Regions from separate parts of the Homo sapiens genome. Here all the other regions are linked to region 1. The links are chromatin contacts, found by Hi-C or POLR2A ChIA-PET in ENCODE. All regions are on one chromosome and are shown on one strand. The core of a region is the stretch at or near the end of the contact, and the rest is flanking DNA. Distances in the headings are between cores, read along the strand shown.

Region 1 (3,266 bases), core at 679-3,178:
CTAGGACCCATCCACCAGATGCAACCAACATCATAAAAGCAACTGAGGGCACACATGGGAGAACAACTCCAACAGCCCCCCTCAGCCTCATGTACCAGTAGAGCGCACAGTATGGTCCTTGGTGTACTTCACCCGCTGGTGCGCCTCTACACAGGTCTCACACAGAGGCTCCGAGCACTCCACACAGTAGCTGGTGGCTGGGGCATTATCCTCACAGCTAGTGCAGCACTGCCAGACAAAGGCAGGGTCAGAGAAGGCAAGACAACTTGATAGATCCACGTTTACATCCCAGAAAATACAACCGGAGATTTAAGATTGGTCCCTTGACCCAACCTAGGCAGCCCACCCAGAGCCTTGGGAAAGTGGAGTAACAGCCTGGAGCTGGTGCCAAGCTCCTCCTGCGCAGATGCCCCCTCCCCAGAAACCTCCTTGTGGTTGCTGAGATAGGACGCACCTGGTTCGCATCCTGGGCGTCGGTGGCAGCCTTGCTGCCACTATCACGCATGAAATAATTCTCCACGATGTCTTTGGAGAAGCACTGTTGCTTGCACACGGGACAGTCCACCACTTCGAGAAGCAGGGATGTGGGAGACTGTTACAAGTTCCCACCCAGGTTATGGCCCCCACCATTCCCCTGCTGGGTGGGCCCCCGACCATTATCCCGCAGCGAACCAGCCCCTCCCCTCCCCGAGCCTTCTTTTCTCCAACTTTAGTCAGATGTCCCATCTCAGCGGCCAGCACAAACCCACGTTCGTATGCAGGACCCAGAAAGTATTTCCCGTGCCCTGTCCGGGCCCCCATCCTCTCGCCCAGGTGGCATCCTCATCTCTGCACCCAGTCGGAATCAAAGGCAGAGAGTAGGGGGAGGGGTGGCACCGATCACTTCGTACTTACCGGTGCCGTCGCCCGCCGCCCCGCCGTCCCCCGAGCTGTTGGCGGCGGCGGGGGCCGCGGGCCCTAAGCAGGCACTACAGGCCGAGTGCAAACAGGGCAGCAGGCGGGGCTCCCTCTCGGGTCGCAGGCGCTCTCTGCACACGCCGCAGTGCTCCAGCAGCTCCAGCGCCTCGGCGCCGCCCCCCGCGGGCGACGACGCCGCGGCTGAGGCAGAGGCCGAGGCTGCGGCCGAAGGGGCGGTGGAGCGCTTTTCGCCGCCAGCGGAGCCCTCGCCCGGGCCCGGGCTGCCAGAGGCGGCCGAGGCCGCTGCTGCCGAGGCTGCCGCCGCGGAGGCCGCCATTCACACGCCGCCGGGGGCGCCCAGGGGGGGAGGAGGGGCGCGGGGCCCGCCGCGCAGGCGCAGACGCGCTCGCCGCCAACTGCTGGGCCGCTGCCGCCGCCGCCGCCGCGAGGCCGAGCGCCGCCACGCGCCTCCTGGGCCGCTGCCCGCCGCGCGCGGGACGCTGCTACGGCACGGCCAACTGCTGCCTGCTCGCCTCCCGAAGGCGCCGCCCGCGCTTCTTCCTCAGCCGCCGCCGAAACCCGCACCACGCGCCACAAGCACAAGCACAACCGCTCGCCCGCGCGCCCGCTCGCAGAAAGAGCCGAGGCCGGGGGGCGGGACAGAAATAACTGGCGCCGACGCCGCCGCGCACGCGCATTGGGCGCCTCACGCCCGGGGGCGGGGCCCAGGCCGGTCGGTGCGGGAGAGGCCGCCAGTACGCACGCGCCAACTCCTAGTCCTTCCACCACCGCCAACCCCACGTCGGTGGGGCTCTTGTGGGGGCGGGGCGGGGCCTCTGTGACGTCACTGCCGCAATTGAATCCGCCAGTGGGGTATGCGAACCTTTATAGAGTGTGATTCCCCTCTCAGCTCCACCTCCAGACCACACAGAAGCGGGCCGCTGTGCGCCCAAGCGCATGGGCAATCCGTCCCTCTTCCTCAACCCGCGTCTCTTCGCCGCCGTAGAGTCGTCTCCAGCCTCTGCGTCACTAAGAGTTCGGGATAGGGGGCAGGGCCGATGGAGAAGTAGGCGGGGCCAAGACCGAGTGAAGGGCTGTGTCCAGGGAGAGGGGAGGAGAGTCTCCATCCCAAGAGGGAGGAAGCTCCTGTGTGAGCTCGGGTGCTGACTTTTGGATTTTAACCACGCTATAGTTAAACTTGAGAAACACAGAAACTTGACTGAATCAAATGTAGATCACAGCCGGGCGCCGTGGCTCATACCTGTAATCCCACCACTTTCTTAGGCGAGTCGGGAAGCTCCGTTTAGCCCAGGAGGCCGAGGCAGCAGTGAGGCGGGATTGTGCCACTGCACGCCAGCCTAGACCACAGATGGAGAAAAATGTGGCCGGGCGCGGCGGCTCACGCCTGTAATTCCAGCACTTTGGGAGGTCGAGGCGGTTGGATCTTAAGTCAGGAGTTCGAGAGCAGCCTGGCCAACGTGGTGAAACCCCGTCTCTACTAAAAGTACAAAAAGTAGCCGGGCGTGGTGGCAGGCGCCTGTAATCCCAGCTACTCGGGAGGCTGAGGCAGGAGAATCGCTTGAACCCGGGAGGCGGAGGTTGCAGTGAGCCGAGATCGTGCCATTGCACTACAGCCTGGGAGAAAAGAGTGAAACTCCATCTCAAAAGAGGAGAGAAAGGTTTTTGTGTTTGTTTTGAGACGGAGTTTTGCTCTGTTGCCCAGGCTGGAGTGCAGTGGCACGATCTCGGCTCGCTGCAACCTCCGCCTCCCGGGTTCAAGCGATTCTTCTGCCTCAGCCTCCCGAGTAGCTGGGATTACAGGGGCCTGCCATCACGCCTGGCTAATTTTTGTATTTTTAATAGAGACGGGGTTTCACCACGTTGGCCAGGCTGGTCTCGAACTCCCGACGTCAGATGATAGACCCACTTTGGCCTCCCAAAGTGCTGGAATTACAGGTGTGAGCCACCACGCCGGGCCCCCCAACCCCCCATCAAGAAAAAAAATATATATATATATATACACATATATATAAATCACAAGAGGCTAAAGAGCAATGAGTCTGTGAAATCCCACCCAGCCCCCCAAGGCATCCCCTCCCCATGTTTTCGTCAGCAGCTACCCTGACTTTGATGCTTTTCCAGATGGGGAAACTGAACCTCAACAGTGGGGAATCCCAAGGAGGGAAGGAAGCAGGTCCATGTGGGGAGAATCCTGTCTGAGGTGGAAAGTAGGGTTTGTGTGGGGAAAATCCTGTCTGAGGGAAAGAGGGTGTGTGTGCGGAGGGGAACCCTGTCTGAGGAGGGAAGCAGGGTCTGTGTGGGGAGAATCCTGTCTGAGGAGGGAAGCAGCGTCTGTGTGGGGAGAATCC
Region 2 (3,335 bases), core at 651-3,150, 160 kb after region 1:
CTCAAGACTCCTCCAGTAGCAGTGCATCCACAGGTGTGAGAAATCCTACTTGTGTCAGGCCGGGTGCAGTGGCTCATGCCTGAATCCCAGCACTTTGTGAGGCCGAGGCGGGTGGATCATGAGGTCAGGAATTCAAGACCAGCCTGGCCAAGATGGTGAAACCCCATCTCTACTAAAAATACAAAAATTAGCCGGGCGAGGTCGTGGGCACCTATAATCCCAGCTACTCGGGAGGCTGAGGCAGAGAACTGCTTGAACCTGGGAGGCGGAAGTTGCAGTGAGCTGAGATCGCGGCCACTGCACTCCAGCCTGGGCAACAGAGCAAGACTGTCTCAAAAAAGAAAAAAAAAAAGAAATCCCACTTGTGTCCCAATTGGGGCCAGTGGCTGAACCTGTCAGACATCTGCACACCCACACAGAGCCAGCAGCTGCACTCCTTTCTCTGTGACAATTGTCAAGGCCTTCCTGTGCAACTCTCTTCAGCCACCAAGGGACCCACAAGGCGGGCAGCCCTCCAAGTGCCCTTCAGCCTCCTGCTCGCCCTCAATTAGCTTGGTAAGCCCTGAGTTTTGTACTTGGGCAGGGAGATAGACCTCCTGACAAGGCTTTCGATGTGCAGACACCCAAAGGATGGAGAAAGGGAGTGGAACAGTCCCAGCATCCCTGAAGCAGATGCAGTGGAGGCAGAAAGGTGGGGCAAACTGGGTCGTTACATGCAATATATGTGCTGGACTGGCCAACAAAATTAGATGTCCCTATTGAGGGCAGGAGCCACACAATAGATGGGGGCAAGAGCTGGGGGTTACAAATGGGTAGGAGGCGTGACCAGTTCATCCTACCTGGGAGGGCCCGTAGAGTCAGCAACACCCAAAGGGGCTGGGGAGGCTGTGGTTCCCCAATGGGGCCGCACGTGTTAGAATCAACTAGGAGCCGGACTAGGGGCCTGGCGCAGTGGCTCAAGCCTGTACTCCCAGCACTCTGGAAGGCTGAGACACGAGGATCGCTTGAGCCCAGGAGTTCCAGACCAGTCTGGGCAACATATGGAGACCCTATCTCTAAAATAAATAAATAAATAAAAATAAAAAAACTATCCAGGCATGGTGGCTCCCACCTATAGTCCCAGCTATTCGGGAGGGTGAGGTGGGAGGGTCGCTTCAGTACAGGAGTTCGAGACCAGCCTGGGCGACATAGTGGGAGGAGGAAGGGAGGGGGAGAAGGAGGGGGAGGGAGAGAAGAAAGAAAATTAGCCGGGCGTGGTGGCGCGCGCCCCTGTTAACAGCTACTCTGGAGGCTGAAGTAGGAGGATCGCTTGAGCTCAGGAGGTCGAGGCTGCAGTGAACCGTGATGGTGTCACTGCATTAGCCTGGGCGACAGAGCGAGACCCCGTCTCAAAAAAGCAAACCAAAAAAAATACAAAAAAATAGACTTAACTGAGGAGTTTTGACGCGCATATGCTCGGGCCCAGTCCCAGATTCTGATGTTATCGGTCTGACTCGCAACGCGCTCACCAAGACACTTCAGAGCTCCCCAGGTGCTTCCCAGCCCAACTCTCCCACCCGAGGGGAGCCTGCGAACCGCAAGTCGGTTCCGGGTTGGGACCTCTTAGAAATCAGATTGGGAGAGGAGGCTATCAATCATAATCATGACCAGTCACCCGCTTTCACGAGAAGGAATGGGCGGGACCCTACGTCCCCGTCCAGAACGCCGTTTCTTTGGCGACGACTTAGGTCCACGCCCCGCCTTTTAGGTGTAGCCGGCCTCTGTTTCTATGATAACCGAAGCCCAAGCCTCTCCCTACACCGCTTTCTCCGCAGCGTCAAAGCGGGACATGACGGGACTACGTTTCCCAGCAGTCCCCGCGCGGGTTCCCGCCTGCGCTTGCTGTGGCCCGGGTCCCTCAGTGCCGCGGCGGCCCGGAGGTGGCGGGAGGACGGCTCCGCGCTGCATGCGGGGCGGGGACCAGGGACCCGTGCGGGCCGCCTCCAGAGAGTAAGTGGCATTCTGCGCGGACCCGCAACCTCGGCCTGCGAGGCGGGGACCTCCCGGCGCATAGCGCGGCCACCACCCCAGTCCCCTCTCCACCTCCGCGCGCGGGGTCCGGGGCAGAGGCGTGACGCCGCGCACTTCCGGTCCTCGCGCTCCGGGTCCGGACCGGCCACACAGCACTCGCGACCTTGAGTTCCGGGCGGGACGGGCTTCTGTAGTTCTGGCCCCCGCGTTTCCGTGCTGGGTGTCATTGAAGCCCGCGAGGGGAGGCTCCAGGCCCGGGACCCATCCTGGCGGCCTGCGGCTCTCGGAGTCAAGCCCACCTGCTAGCCGAGGCCGACGCCGGCCTCCCTACCGTCTCTGCCCCCGCATCCTGGCCTTTGCACTTTGCTCTTTCCTTGTCTGCAGACCGGTTTCATGCCCCCTCTTCACAGAGGCCCGAAGAATCCGCTGCCTCCCTCCCTGGCGCCCTCGCGCTGCTCCCTGTCTGATGTTCTTCACGTCTTTTTCTCTCTTAAACGGTCTCTTGTTCATTTCTTCTTGTCTGCGGTCCCCTCCTTCACTCACTATTAGAGCAGGATGCAGCACCGTTTGGCCCTGACACAGTGGATGTCCTGCGAGGGTTGAAGCTTGCTAATCCTTGAGGGTGGAGGCACTGTCGGGAGGACAGACACAGAAGGGAGCTGTGCCTGCACTCAGAGGACATTTCTTCTGCTGTACAGTGCATGATGCACTGTTCTTCCCATTGCGTGCACAGTGTAGAATTGGACATAGGGGCTAGAGTCTGTGTCCCCTGGGACTGTCAGTGTGGGTGAGGTTGGTCTGTGGCTCAGAGAGGTGGAGCCACGCTGAGCTGGGCACTAGCCTGTGTCCTCCACACCTCAGAGCCACCAACGTTGACTTCCCTGCACATTCTGTTTTTGTTGTTGTTGTTGTTGTTGTTGTTTTGAGACGGAGTTTCGCTCTTGTTGCCCAGGCTGGAGTGCAGTGGCGCGATCTCGGCTCACTGCAACCTCCGCCTCCCGGGTTCAAGCGATTCTCCAGCCTCAGCCTCCCGAGTAGCTGGGATTACAGGCATGCACCACCGTGCCTGGCGACTTCCCTGCACATTCTCTTGGGCAAATAAGACCTCATTGTGCCGTGTGCAACCTCCATGAGGATGTTGAACCTCACTAGCTTTCCTGTGTGTGCTGTTGCTCTGCAGTTCTGCAGGGCTCAGCCTTGGCCACGTTAACCTCTCAGTCCCCCTAAATTGGTAACTCTGCATCCTGTTCCCAACACCAGAAGCCCTAAGGACAACTAGAAAGGCTGGGCGAGCACCCAGGTGCAAGCATGCTCACCTGGGGCAG
Region 3 (3,258 bases), core at 588-3,087, 140 kb after region 1:
GTTGAGGCTGCCAACAGCATTGCTCAGAGAAAGGCAGGGAAAGAGCACACCGCCGAGTCCCACCACCGAGTCCCACCACCCACAATACCTACAACAGGGAATCTGGGAAGGAAAGAGCCCCCATGGTCTGGCTTCGTTATGGACAGAACTTCGCATGGGGAAAATGAGGGGGTAGTCAGTGTGCTGGGGGACAGTGTAAGAGACTTACCCAGTGAGCTAACGAGTGCAAAGTTCTCCAGCATCACATCCCGGTATAGGCCCTTCTGGGTCACATTAAGGAGCCCCCACTCCTCCCTGGAGAAATATACCGTCACATCCTCAAACATCACCAAGCCCTGCAATGATGGGTCCAACTGAGCCTTGGGGTCAATGATGGGCAGAAAAAAACAACCAAAATATGGACAGATGGACACATTCAGGCCCTTGACCTGTATCTCAGGGTCCTATCACATCTCCCCCTGACATTATCTTTCCCTATGAGCTCTAAACTCTTCCCCACCTTACTCCCTACACATACCCTTATACCTTCCTTCTCCTATCCCAGAGGAATATCAGAGCTGCTGGTGTTATTGATGCTTCTGGTGTTACTACTGGAAACTGTGTCCAGCCCAAAGCGACATCAGGTTGGTGACCAGACTGATGCCATCTATGTGCAGGGCCAAGGGCACAGGCTCCACTCTATCTCCTGCCTGCCAATTCCAGTCCCAGAGATCATACCTCTCAGACGCAACCAAACCTATGCTCATCCTTCTCCCTTAGGTCTCAAGTACCTGGTCCCAGGGTCCAGTTTGCCTCCTGCTCAACAGGCACAAAACTGGACAACAGAATGCCTAAAACTGTACACCCCCAGCACAACGTCCCCAGTTTACCCTATAGGCAATTGCCTGGCCTTCCACACGCCGTTCTGCACATGCGTCTCCAGAGGGCCTGGCACAGCAACTACGACCCCATCCTGTCCCAGTCCTGCGGCACATCTCCAATGGCTCCCACTGCCAAGGGCATGCCCCAGCCGTGCATCAAAGACCTCCCCCTGGAATCATACGCAGATCTCCTGCCCTCCTCCAACTCTGCCCTGGCACACGCCGCCCCCCACCTGGTGGGCCCCCTCATTCCTCGGAGGCATCCTCTGCTCACCTCCGCCTCCCCGGCCATTGGACCGTGCGGGCAGAACCCGTGGACTGGACCCACGGCCTCAGCCGAAACGCGTCCCGGGCGCGGAAACCCTCGGCCGCCGTGGAACCTTCCCGGGAAGCTCTCCCCGCGCGGGTGAAATGCGTCCGAAGACAGGGAACCGCTTCCCGGAGCCGCTGGGAAGGAGGACGGTACGGAGGCCCGGGAGACCCACGGCGCCTGTCCGCGAGCGATAAGTCTGAGGAAGATGGAGCCACTCGCCGGTGGGGCACGGCGCGTGGAAGGCGCGGCAAAGGTCCCTGCCCTTCACCTCGCGCAGGGGATCGCGAGGAAGTCACCCCGGCCCACGCAGAGCTGCCTGAGGCGCCGGGACAGCCTTCCCGCCGAGGACTGCGGACTGCCGGGCAACGCCGGAACTCCCGGAACTCCCGTGGCCCGCGCCTCCCCTCGCTCGGCGCCCCTCACGCCACGACCTCCATTCCCGGCTCTCCTCGCGGCGCGGCTGGGTCGTTGCCAAGGCGATAAGGGAGGGCGCCGCTAGCTCCTGAAGCGGGACGTGAACTACATTTCCCATAAGGAGCCTCGACGTGGGGCCGTTCAGACTTGGCCAATGGCGGCCCAGGAACGGGAACGTTCGGGCGGGCCCTGCGTGGGGCGGGGCTTCCGGCGTCGGCTTTCGGCGCTGGCTTTGGGGCGGTTTGCGGCAGTGGGATCATTGGGCGGTGGGCGGTGTGGAGGAGTCTCCGCTGGTCCGCAGAAACGAACGAAGGCGCGAGAATCGGGAAGTTCTGCCTCAGTGACCTGTACGCGTCCTAGCCGCAGTGAATGTTGCTGAACCCCGGTGACCTCACAGTGGAGGGGCGGCCCCATGGGGCCATCGGACCGCGCCGCGCGGGGGCGTTCGCCAGGGCCTCCGCAGAAGCCCGCCTGTGCCCGCAACCGCCCCGAAATTCTCTCCCTGGCACCGTGTCCGCTTTACGGAGCCCGGAGCAAGGCTCAGAAAAATGTCCCAGCCAAAAACATGGTACATGCCTGTCATCAGGCAAGTCTTCAAAGAGCGGCTGGGACCAGGGGCCGAGGGACCTCGTTTAGAGGCGGCTTAGGGGGAAGGTCAGCAGTTGTGTTTCAGTTGTGTTGGGTTTTCGGCGCCCCACAATGCGGGCGACGTATGGGCCACAGGTGTGGATGCCAGGGACAGGTCGCCCTGCACATGGCTGAGGCACGGTAGGCTTGTAGTCTACCCCATATCAGGCCATGGTGATCTCAGGTATGGGGGCCTGGGAGAGGAGAGTGAGTACATGGCTGAGTACGTCAGAGCACGGGGTCAGGGACACATCAGGGGAGGACGCTGGCAGGAGAATAACCGGGCTCCTGGGTGTCCTCCGCTGAATTCAGACGCGTTCATGTTAGAGCAGGTGGGCCTGCGTCCTCCCGGACGAACGGAGTTCTTAGGCAAGGTCCAGAGGAGCTTCTACCTGAAGTGGTGCTGGAGAACTTTGCACTCAGTGCTGGGTGAGACCACTGGCACCATAACTCTCCCCAGCCTCAACTCTGGTTTTTTTCCTCTGTTCTTTCCATGTTCCCCTTGGAAGTCGCTGTTGGTCGTGGCACTGAGGCCCAGATCATGCCACCTCCTCTAACAAGTGGCTGAGTGGACACCCCACACATTCTACCCAAGGGCCGTGAGTGGCCAAGATCGGGGCTCAGAAGTCTCTGAATCTTCACAGCTGGTCACGTTCAGCTCGGTCACTTCCTGTAAGATTCCAGGCACTGCATGCACTGACATGGGTGCGTGTGGGCCCACTGGGTCCTGCCTGGGAGCCTTCCCTGAATGTTCATTTTTTGCAGGTCTGTGTTTGTCTTGGAGTAAGGATTATTCTCGCTTGCTGGGGTCATGGTGTTTTGGCCTCTCCTGGCCTGGACTCTCAAAAACTCATCATCCTTCATAGGTCTGAAGGCTTCTACATTCCCACCAGCAGGTGGACCATATGAACTCAAAACTAGTTGTGGCAGAGGGACCCTGAAGAGATCTACCCCTGGTGAATGCCCCCAGGAGTGGGCTGTTCTCACACCTGGTGCCCAGCCTGTGCCCTCGCAGGTCTTGGTGCCTCCACTCAGCTCAATTCC
Region 4 (3,418 bases), core at 58-2,557, 200 kb after region 1:
TGTAGTAAATTTGTAAATCCACACTAAGACACAAAATTAAACTAGGATGTGTATATCTATCTTACAAGAAAACGTTTCACAGTAAAAATTAACATTATGATTTTACCAAATTTCAACATTATAGTTTGTTAATCCAATCAAGCTTTCAAAATTCCTGATTAGCTTACAATTAATTGCAAATAACTTCATGTAGTTTGGCTAGCATTTCAAAATGGATAGGGAATATAACTTTTAAAATGCGAAAGTATATTATACATATTGCACTTTTCTGCTAGGCTGGGCTAGTATCTTCCATGGCAAGATACTCAAACTATTGAATAAAATACACATTTAAATCAAGCACTTACATGTACTTCATTAATTTCCCTGAAATTATCAACAGCATTACCAAAATCTTCCAGGATTTTGTAACATTTGATTCCTTACAGTTTTGTTTTGTTTGTTTGTTTTTGAGACGGAGTGTCACTCTGTCACCCGGGCTGGAGTGCAGTGGCGCAATCTTGGCTCACTGAAACCTCTGCCTCCCAGGTTCAAGCAATTTTCCTGCCTCCACCTCCCGAGTAGCTGGGATTACAGGCGCACGCTGCCACGCCCGGCTAATTTTTTGTATTTTAGTAGAGACGGGGTTTCACCGTGTTACCCAGGCTGGTCTGGAACTCCTGAGCTCAGGCAATCCGCCTGCCTCGGCCTCTCAAAGTGCTGAGATTACAGGTGTGAGCCACTGCGCCCGGCACCTTAAATACACTTTTAAAGTTAAACTTATGGAGGGAAAACCCTCATCTATTGACATAGATTGTATGTCCTTTTTTGGTCCCTCCATGAAGGAGCACCGTTTTCTCCATCATTTCTTCTTCCCTTCACCCGTCAGAGTGACCGAGGCTGGGGACCCCAGAAGCCCCAGAGCAGGCCCGAATCTGGGACTTCCACGGTCCTGGGGGAGGGGTGCGGGGACACTCACGTGTGGCGCGGATGTCCGGGGTGTGAAGGCAGCGGGCGCAGCTCGGCGGCGCCGGAGGAGCCCTCTGCGCCCAGGAACAAGACAGGGAAGATGAAGCCGGGGCTGAGGCGCAGGCGCGGGCGCGGCCTGGGGTGTGGCCTGGGGTGTGGCCTGGGGCGTGGCCTGGGGCGTGGCCTGGCCCGACCACCCGCCCGCTCCGCCCAGGACCCCCTCCCAGGCCTCAGCTCCGGGCGACGTGGAGTGGGGCGGTCCTGGCGGGCCGAGATGCCGTCCTGCGCTGCGAGGGACCCATCCCCGACGTCACCTTCGAGCTGCTGCGCGAGGGCGAGACGAAGGCCGTGAAGACGGTCCGCACCCCCGGGGCCGCGGCGAACCTCGAGCTGATCTTCGTGGGGCCCCAGCACGCCGGCAACTACAGGTGCCGCTACCGCTCCTGGGTGCCCCACACCTTCGAATCGGAGCTCAGCGACCCTGTGGAGCTCCTGGTGGCAGGTGACGTTTCCCTGGGTCCCGGGTGCTGGTTCCGTCTGCTGATGTTTGCCTGGGCTGTGCCCACCTCCAGGAGGGCCTCTCCCGGCTCCTCCCTTGGGCACCCCTGGTTAGCGCTGGGTCTCCCCAGGGCTCGTGGGGGAATTGCGGGCGAGGAACCGCCCAGCAAAGGCCCTGCAGCTGGAGGCGCAGATGGGGGTCTCGGCTGGCAGCCGACCACGCGCTTCCTTCCGGGGGGGCGTCAGGGAGGTCGGCCTTGATTTCCGCGAGGAGGAGGGCATAGGATTTCCCCTCCTCCACCATTTCTCTTTTCTCCCGTTGTCTAGAAAGCTGATGCAGCCGCGGGCCCAGGGTGCTGTTGGTGTCCTCAGAAGTGCCGGGGATTCTGGACTGGCTCCCTCCCCTCCTGTTGCAGCACAAGGCCGGGGTCTCTGGGGGGCTGGAGAAGCCTCCCTCATTCCTCCCAGGAATTAATAAATGTGAAGAGAGGCTCTGTTTAAAATGTCTTTGGACTCCCAGGGCTGAGTGGGCTGGGATCTCGTGTCCTCAAAGTGGATGGGTTCTGGGGTGGCTCCTGAGGTAGAGGAGTGGAGAACTGGCTCTTAAGAGCACAGTTTTCTTTTCTTTTTTCTTTTTTGAGACAGGGTCTCACACTGTCACCCAGGCTGGAGTGCAGTGTTGCAGTCCGGCTCACTGCAGTTTTGACCTCCCAGGCTCAAGCGATCCTCCTGCCTCAGCCTCCCAAGTAGCTGGGAGCCTGGGCATGCATCGCCACGTCTGGCTAATTATTATTTTTTGTAGACAGGGTCTCACTGTGTTGCCCAAGCTTGTCTTGAACTCCTGGCCTTAAGTGATCCTCCCACCTCAGCCTCCTGAGTAGCTGGGACTACAGGCATGAGCCACCATGCCTGGCCAACTCACATTTTTCTTTCTATTATTTATTTTTTGTAGAGATGAGTCTCACTATGTTGCCCAGGCTGGTCTTGAACTCTTGGGCTCAAGTGATCCTCCCGCCTCAGCCTCCCAAAGTGTTGGGATTACAGGTGTGAGCCACAGCACCTGGCCAACCAACACTTCTCAGGGCCTCTTTCATCTGTGCTCTTCCAGGATGCTGCCTCTTACTCCCTGGGCACCTCGGCCTGGTCCCAGCAGGTATGGGCAGTTGCTTGAGGCTCCAGACATACTCACCTCTACCTCGACCACATCAACCCCATCACCAAGAGGAGGTTCAGGGAAGCTGCATTTTGTGGTCTTGTCCTCCCAGTCCAGGGTGGTAGTGCTGGGCTGTTCCCAGCCTCCCACAGCAGAGCTGGACGCTGTGGAAATGGCTGGATTCCTCTGTGTTCTTTCCCATTATCCCTCAGCTCTGAGTCCTCTTGTGCCATCTGACATCTGATGCCTTCCCAACCACTGCCGAGTTTCTGCCTGGAGCAGGGCCTCAAGGCCCTGGCACACAGAAGATGCGTATCAGTATTATCAACCAATAGTTGATGAATTGTGTTTTTCAACGAATTTGCTAGTGATCTGGTTTACTGCCTTAGTAATATCTAGTTCCTAATATGCCTATGCCTTTTAATGTCTGCACAGTCTATGATGATGTCACTTCTCTCAAGCCTGATGTGTCCTCTCTCTCTTTCTTGCTAGTGGTTTATCAATTTTTAAAACCTTTTCTTGTTTATTTGTTTTTGAGACAGAATTTTGCTCTTGTTGCCCAGGCTGGAGTGCAATGGCGTGATCTTGGCTCACAGCAACCTCTACCTCCTGGGTTCAAGTGATTCTCGTGCCTCAGCCTCCTGAGTAGCTGGGCTGACAGGCACCCACCACCACACCCAGCTAATTTTTATGTTTTTAGTAGAGATGGGGTTTCACCTTGTTGGGTGGCCAGGCTGGTCTCCAACTCCTGAGCTCAAGTGATCCACCCGCCTCAGCCTCCCAAAGTGCTGGGATTACAGGGGTGAGCCACCACGCCCA

Evidence for each region. Hi-C counts contacts between places; a loop is a spot of excess contacts on that map. ChIA-PET counts read pairs that join two places held with the same protein, here RNA polymerase II (POLR2A). Pooled maps may share reads with other maps.
Region 2: a loop to region 1 is called in a map with no recorded cell type, with 7 times the contacts of the local background. The contact joins the promoter of ZNF837 here to the promoter of TRIM28 in region 1. A Hi-C loop is called at or near these places in 4 of 168 maps with a recorded cell type or tissue (CD8-positive, alpha-beta T cell, Caco-2, PC-3 and 1 more), 8 of 37 single-sample maps with no recorded cell type and 17 of 50 pooled maps. POLR2A ChIA-PET finds 5 or more read pairs at or near these places in 10 of 52 experiments (B cell, H1, HEK293 and 7 more).
Region 3: a pooled map shows a loop between it and region 1 (6-fold over the local background). The contact joins the promoter of ZNF584-DT here to the promoter of TRIM28 in region 1. A Hi-C loop is called at or near these places in 4 of 168 maps with a recorded cell type or tissue (A673, CD8-positive, alpha-beta T cell, ascending aorta and 1 more), 1 of 37 single-sample maps with no recorded cell type and 18 of 50 pooled maps. POLR2A ChIA-PET finds 5 or more read pairs at or near these places in 11 of 52 experiments (A549, A673, CD4-positive, alpha-beta memory T cell and 7 more).
Region 4: a map with no recorded cell type shows a loop between it and region 1 (5-fold over the local background). The contact joins the enhancer-like site here to the promoter of TRIM28 in region 1. A Hi-C loop is called at or near these places in 1 of 37 single-sample maps with no recorded cell type and 7 of 50 pooled maps. POLR2A ChIA-PET finds 5 or more read pairs at or near these places in 4 of 52 experiments (AG04449, Caco-2, WTC11 and 1 more).

What each region holds. Positions count from the first base shown.
Region 1 is chr19:58,542,726-58,545,991 of GRCh38, reverse strand. It overlaps TRIM28 (tripartite motif containing 28), which reads right to left and starts at 1,928. Exons shown (of 17, transcript NM_005762.3): 1 at 895-1,928; 2 at 455-567; 3 at 96-228. The coding sequence starts at 1,234. It also overlaps the pseudogene RN7SL525P. RefSeq lists silencers at 908-1,197, 1,218-1,377, 1,458-1,667 and enhancers at 1,788-2,097, 2,249-2,753.
Region 2 is chr19:58,379,595-58,382,929 of GRCh38, reverse strand. ZNF837 (zinc finger protein 837) reads left to right here and starts at 1,900. Exons shown (of 3, transcript NM_138466.2): 1 at 1,900-1,989. RefSeq lists a silencer at 1,639-2,148 and enhancers at 2,499-2,558, 2,093-2,634, 2,589-2,818, 2,635-3,176.
Region 3 is chr19:58,407,042-58,410,299 of GRCh38, reverse strand. It overlaps ZNF584-DT (ZNF584 divergent transcript), which reads left to right and starts at 1,837. Exons shown (of 1, transcript NR_186337.1): 1 at 1,837-3,258. It overlaps ZNF584 (zinc finger protein 584), which reads right to left and starts at 1,651. Exons shown (of 4, transcript NM_173548.3): 1 at 1,135-1,651; 2 at 209-359. The coding sequence starts at 1,152. RefSeq lists a silencer at 1,523-1,582 and enhancers at 1,843-1,892, 1,819-2,464, 2,443-2,492.
Region 4 is chr19:58,345,385-58,348,802 of GRCh38, reverse strand. A1BG (alpha-1-B glycoprotein) reads left to right here. Exons shown (of 8, transcript NM_130786.4): 7 at 1,163-1,450; 8 at 1,774-3,418. The coding sequence ends at 1,781. Among named protein-coding and RNA genes, the nearest start is that of A1BG-AS1, 4.9 kb to the left of the region's middle. RefSeq lists enhancers at 712-791, 1,008-1,508, 1,562-1,841, 1,509-2,009 and a silencer at 982-1,311. Within about 2 kb of position 1,307, at least 27 of the 41 ENCODE cell types and tissues checked have a DNase peak (open chromatin) inside an H3K27ac peak, as active enhancers do.